Linked DNA regions of Homo sapiens: region 2 is linked to region 1. Evidence: read pairs that join two places in POLR2A ChIA-PET (ENCODE). Cell type or tissue: B cell. All regions are shown on one strand. Each heading gives the region's core, and the rest is flanking DNA. Links, peaks and the distances in the headings are about the cores only.

Evidence for each region. Peaks named below come from ENCODE experiments on the same cell type or tissue, not always from the same donor. Only the 100,000 strongest peaks of a DNase experiment are listed, where the experiment ranks them.
Region 2: POLR2A ChIA-PET joins it to region 1 with 14 read pairs; 4 of 35 experiments call an interaction of 5 or more read pairs at or near these places.

The regions. Positions count from the first base shown.
Region 1 is chr9:37,336,011-37,338,929 of GRCh38, reverse strand. All of the region lies in intron 6 of ZCCHC7 (zinc finger CCHC-type containing 7), which reads right to left. Among named protein-coding and RNA genes, the nearest start is that of LINC01627, 57 kb to the left of the region's middle. In B cell, for the core only: no CTCF peak of the experiment used is centred there; DNase peaks (open chromatin) are centred at 441, 1,329 and 2,629; H3K4me3 peaks cover 876 bases; H3K27ac peaks cover 2,347 bases.
Region 2 is chr9:37,459,351-37,462,269 of GRCh38, reverse strand. All of the region lies in intron 1 of ZBTB5 (zinc finger and BTB domain containing 5), which reads left to right. Among named protein-coding and RNA genes, the nearest start is that of ZBTB5, 4.6 kb to the left of the region's middle. In B cell, for the core only: no CTCF peak of the experiment used is centred there; no DNase peak of the experiment used is centred there.

The DNA.
Region 1 (2,919 bases), core at 272-2,771:
TTCTAGTCTATCGGGTGATTACATCATTAAGCCACACATGCTACGTAGAAAAAATCCTTATGAAAATTCATGAAAAAATGTACAGCACATCATTAGCATGCAACAGACATGTATGCTTTTGATATTTTCTCTGTTTAAAAAGAAAACAAAAAACAACTACATGAAGTAATTAGTCGAGGTCGTGAAAACATGGGAAAGGTACCCAGATACTGGTAAAAATAGTGAAAATAAAAATAGTAAAAAAATGCATCTCTCATGGTTTACCTGAGAGTAATTTGCCATATTGGAAAAAAGATTCTTAAAGAGTGTTCATTTGAACTGCAGAATAACGTGTGTTGCTTTAGTTATTTGATATTTCCTGTATCTCTGTAACTTCCTCCCTACTTCTCTTTTGGATACACTGAAATTTTATAAACCAATGGGTTGAAAAGCTGCGAATGACCAATCACTCAAGGTCTTGCACTACTTTATGTTTGTATACTTATGTCTTCATTTTATGTAGTCAAGAGTATAAGGGATTACATCATTGTATCTTTTTCAGTAAATCGAAAACTACATTAAAGTAATGTAAATAGATATAAATTATTGGTATAACTTCCAATAGTGAAAGGGTTATATATTCACAACATTAACCACTATGCAAAATCTAAAATATATCTGAAAACTAAAAAGAAGCACGAGTTTTATAAAAATGAGCTATTAAGCTTATTAATTTATAACCTTTCTTTTTGTAAACAGGACACTCCCCCTATCAAAACAACTCCAACAACAGAAAGAAAACCTCAGTAAGCAGAGAACAATGAACACACGCAACACAGTAAGGATCAGAGTAATTCACTTCCTGAATGCTCCAAATCTTCATGGCTTAAAAAGCATCCCAATTTTCTCTAAAGGTAGTAGCATTTATTCATTGGGCCATAGCTAATTTTACATGGAATGCAAAAATGTTAGTTTAAGTTTAATATACCACCCTATTTAAATATTTCCAATGTAGCTCTCAAACTGCAGAGCTATCCCTCCGTCTATTTTAATTTTAAAGTAAGTTAGCAAAGGCTTCCTTCTTAATCCCCAGAGACTACCTACATAGTGACACAAACGCACAAATTTATGACAGCAACATAAATGCTCTTCTGAAGTAATGTGCAACATTAAGTGAAAATCGTTTCCTGGAAAGATATTATAGGTATCTATATTTTATTTGCCATCTTAAACATATCTGAGTCTTTATGGCCTTATTTTAAAAATGTATTTCCTTTTTATATTTCCTGGTGCAAATGGACTGCATAAATAAGCAATGTGCTATGAGGCTTCAGACCAGCCGATAAAACCTTTCAATTTTCATGCCAGCTTCTTCTTTTGTAATTCAAATCCGCCTGGAAACTGGCAGCTCTGAAAACTGAAACAAGCACTGCCACAAATACCTTGTAATGCTATCGACCTTGTCTGCCCATGCAGTGAGAAAGGGGGATGCGTATGTGTCTGCAGCCATCCAGATAACACAACTCATTTTTTTTGGGGGGGGGGGGGGTGGGTGGGTAGGGTGGGGTGGGATAACAGAAGCCAGCCCCAGACTGTGCACCAAAAGCAGTCATTACCAGGCGAGCTGGAGAATAAGTCTCTTCAAAATACACAGTGCATTTAAAAACCATATATGAGGCTGAGCCACTGCTGTCATTACCAATTTTAATTTAGCTCCTTCAGTTTGCCAGCCAGATAAACTCTTTAGTGCTGTTTTTTAATCTATTTGCCACATTTTATGTTTAAGATTATAGTAATATGGACAGAAGAAGGAATCACTTTTAGGGGAAATAAAGAAATAGATCCGCTTATCGGCACCCATCAGAAAGTTCATTAATCAGCCAGGCTTTGTGCCCTCTAAATTGAAAGGTTAAATAATCCTCTCAGGAATATTTCTCGGCCCCTCCGCCAATTGTCCGGAGAGGAGCTGCCATTCATAGCATGCGGGATCGGTGACAGGGTATCTTACCACTGTTTGGACCCCAAACAATGATGGACAAATGGCTTGGTTTACAAAGAAACCATTTAGTACATGGATGGAGAAGGACCACAAGCTTTGATGCAGGATAGAGGGATGAAGGCATGGAGACAGGATGTAGGGGGAAGGGACAGAAAAGAACACATAAATGTGTAAATCCATGGACATTTTATCTGAATGTTTATTGGGCTAGACTATAAAACACAGAAATCACACTAATATACATCTTCCAACCATACAAAATGCTTAACATATTCAAATCTGCTACTATATTTTGCATGTGATTGTACATGAACCCCAATAAAAAAATTATAAAAGAATAGAACCATAGCTCTATTACGTTTATTAGCTAATACATGGGGGATCCAAATAAACCCCAAGATTTTCATTTTTACCATAACTCCACATGACTTACAACACATGGCCCTCCCACCACCTGCCATCCCAACTCTGCTTATTCCACTGTAATACTCTTAACCATCGATCACAAAGGCAGGGAATTCCACAGCTGCAAGGACCTGTTAGAAGGGGGAAGTAATGTTCTTTTGCTTTTACAATATGTTCCATCTGAGCCTTTGCTTGTCTTAAAACAAGGAACAAACATGAAATAGGAATGCTCTTTGAAAGAATACAAACTGCATGTACTGATAAAGTGCTTAAGTTTGAGTTGCCTTTTTCGCTGGACGTATCTGAGAATACAGCTGGAAGTCTGCAGAACTGACCCAGCTCTTATACCACTACATTTTGCTATGAAATCAGGCTGGTTTTTGGTGTTAATCATGTGAAGGCATAAAGTAGTTTTACCTAAAGTGCAAAAAACTGCTATGCTATTTTGTTTCATTTCTTATCTGATTAACATAAGCCCTCTACCCCTAGCAGAAAGTATTCTAATTGGGGTATGTTTATGTTTGGGTGAATTTTTC
Region 2 (2,919 bases), core at 294-2,793, 120 kb before region 1:
TTCCTTGAAGACAGGATACCATAAGTAAGCATTATGCCATAGCTTAATTGGCAGTTTTTTTCCTAGTGTTACATGAAATAATGCATTTTATAATCACAGACATCTTAGATTTAATGAAATTTGGTAAAATTAATAGAATTTTAGCTCAGGTGGCACACACCTGTAGTCCCAACTACTTGGGAGTCTGAGGCAGGAGGATCACTTGAGTTCAAACCAGCCCAGGCAACATAGTAAAATCCTGGCTGCCTATCCCCCATAAAGAGACTTTTGTACCCAACTAATTCCTTGTAATTGTAACCAATAAATTTTCCTAATTCGTTTTCCTGCTCTGGAAAATGTTTGTTACTGAAAAGAAGCCTATCGAGCGTGATATTTTTCCTTATGTAAATGGAAATTAACAAATAAAATGTTCATTTTACAAATTTTAAAGGATGATTAAGTGATAGGTCTACTTTTTGGAAATTATACTTGGTAATCTGTTACTTTGTATGGTAACAGGTTTACAAATGCCTTTATTCCTAATTTACTTTTTTTTTTGAGACAGGGTCTCACTCTGTCACCCAGGCTTGAGTGCAATGGCATAATCTGATCTCGGGTCACTGCAACCTCCGCCTCCTGGGTTCAAATGATTCTTGTGTCTCAGCCTCCTGAGTAGCTGGGACTACAGCTCGTGCCACCATGCCCGACTAATTTTTGTACTTTTTGGTAGAGACAGGGTTTCGCCATGTTGGCCAGGCTGGTCTTGAACTCCTGACCTCAGGTGATCCGACTGCCTTGGCCTCCCAAAGTGCGTGATTACAGGCATGAGAGCCACTGCACCTGGCTGATTGCCATTTTCTTAAGTTTAAAATGTTTAGGGTGAGTTGCTCCCCTTTTTTTCTATGCATGATATTGTTGACATGGTATAATTAATTTTTCAGTACATCTTAGTCAATTATAATTTAAAATCCACTCAACCATCTTCCTCTAAAAATACAAGGCTTTCACCTTTATAGTCCTTATGGTTTAGTCTTTTTTGCGAAGAGGATTTGAGGAAGGAAGACCAGGAAAACAAAATCCAGTGTTTGGGCATTTGGTTGTGGGAGGAGCCCAGAAATGCTACAAAAATCTAAACACATTTAAGTTACTTAGATTGTACTTATTTTGAATAGATGATCAAAAGCAACTCTGCAGGTCAAGTGAAGGTCACTTGCTGAGCATTATTGATTTGATAAATGATTGAGAAGTGAAGGCATATACTGCTTTGAAAGTAAACTAGGTGTAAGAAATGGATTAAGTCCATGTTCATCTTCTCTGTTGGAAAGGCACCATAATAATAGTGTCTCCAAAGCTTTGTCATAGTTTTCATCTTGATAAAAGTTTAGTTTTTTTTTTTCTTTCTACTTTGTTCTGTTTTGCTTTTGAGATAGGGTCTTGCTCTGTCACCTGGGCTGGAGTGTAGTGGGATGGTCATAACTCACTGCAGCCCCAAACTCCTGGGCTCAAGCAACCCTCCCCCACCCAGCCTCCCAAGTAGCTGGGACTACAGGCATGCACCACCACGCCCAGCTAATTTTTGTATTTTTTGTGGAGGTGGGGGTCTCCCTATGTTTTCCAGGCTGGTCTTAGACTCCTGGACTCAAGCATTTCTCCCACCTTGGCCTCCCAACATGTTGAGATTATAGGCGTGAGCCACCATGCCCAGCACCCAGCTAATTAAAAAAAAATTTTTTTGTAGAGAAAAGGTTTTGCTATGTTAACCAAGCAGGTCTCAAATGAGCCTCCCGCTTCAGCCTCCCAAAGTACTGGGATTACAGGTGTGAGCCCCGCATCTGGCCTAATTTTTTTGGGGGGGGAGTGTTCACTCTTATTGCCCAGGCTGGATCCAGCGCAATGGCGCGATCTTGGCTCACTGCAACCTCCACCTCCCGGGTTCAAGCGATTCTCCTGCCTCAGCCCCCGAGTAGCTGGGATTACAGGCATGCACCACCATGCCCGGCTAATTTTTTATTTTTGGCAGAGACAGGGTTTCTCCATGTTGGTCAGGCTAGTTTCGAACTTCCGACCTCAGTTGATCCACCCGCCTCGGCCTCCCAAAGTGCTGGGATTACAGGCGTGAGCCACTGTGCCTAGCTGGACTAATTTTTTTCATTAAGAAAGAAGTTTCTTGGCCAGGCCCAGCATTTTGGGAGGCTGAGGTAGGCAGATCACAAGGTCAGTAGCTTGAGACTAGCCTGGCTAATATGATGAAACCCAGTCTTTACTAAAAATTAAAAAAAATGGCCTGGCGCAGTGGCTCACGCCTGTAATCCCAGCACTTTGGGAGGCCGAGACGGACAGATCATGAGGTCAGGAGATCGAGACCATCCTGACTAACAAGGTGAAACCCCGTCTCTACTAAAAATACAAAAAATTAGCCAGGTGTGGTGGCGGGCGCCCGTAGTCCCAGCTACTTGGGAGGCTAAGGCAGGAGAATGGCATGAACCCGGGAGGCAGAGCTTGCAGTGAGCCGAGATCGCACCACTGCACTCCAGCCTGGGCAACAGAGCAAGACTCATTTCAAAAAAAAAAAAAAAAATTAGCTGGGCATGGTGGTGCACGCCTGTAATCCCAGCTATTCGGGAGGCTGAGGCAGGAGGATTGCTTGAACTGGAGGTTGCAGTGAGCTGAGATTGTGCCACTGCACTCCAGCCTGGGTAACAGAGTGAGACTCTGCCTGAAAAAAAAAAAAAAGTTTCTTGATCTGTCAGGGGTAAAAGACATGTTTAAAAGTTGTTTATGCTACACATCAGTTGGGATTGGAAAGAAAAGAAAACTTTTTTTTTTTTTTGAGATAGAGTTTTGCTCTTGTTGCCCAGACTGGAGTACAGTGGTGCGATCTTGGCTCACTGCAACCTCTGCCTCCCAGGTTCAAGCGATTCTTCTGCCTCAGCCTCCCGA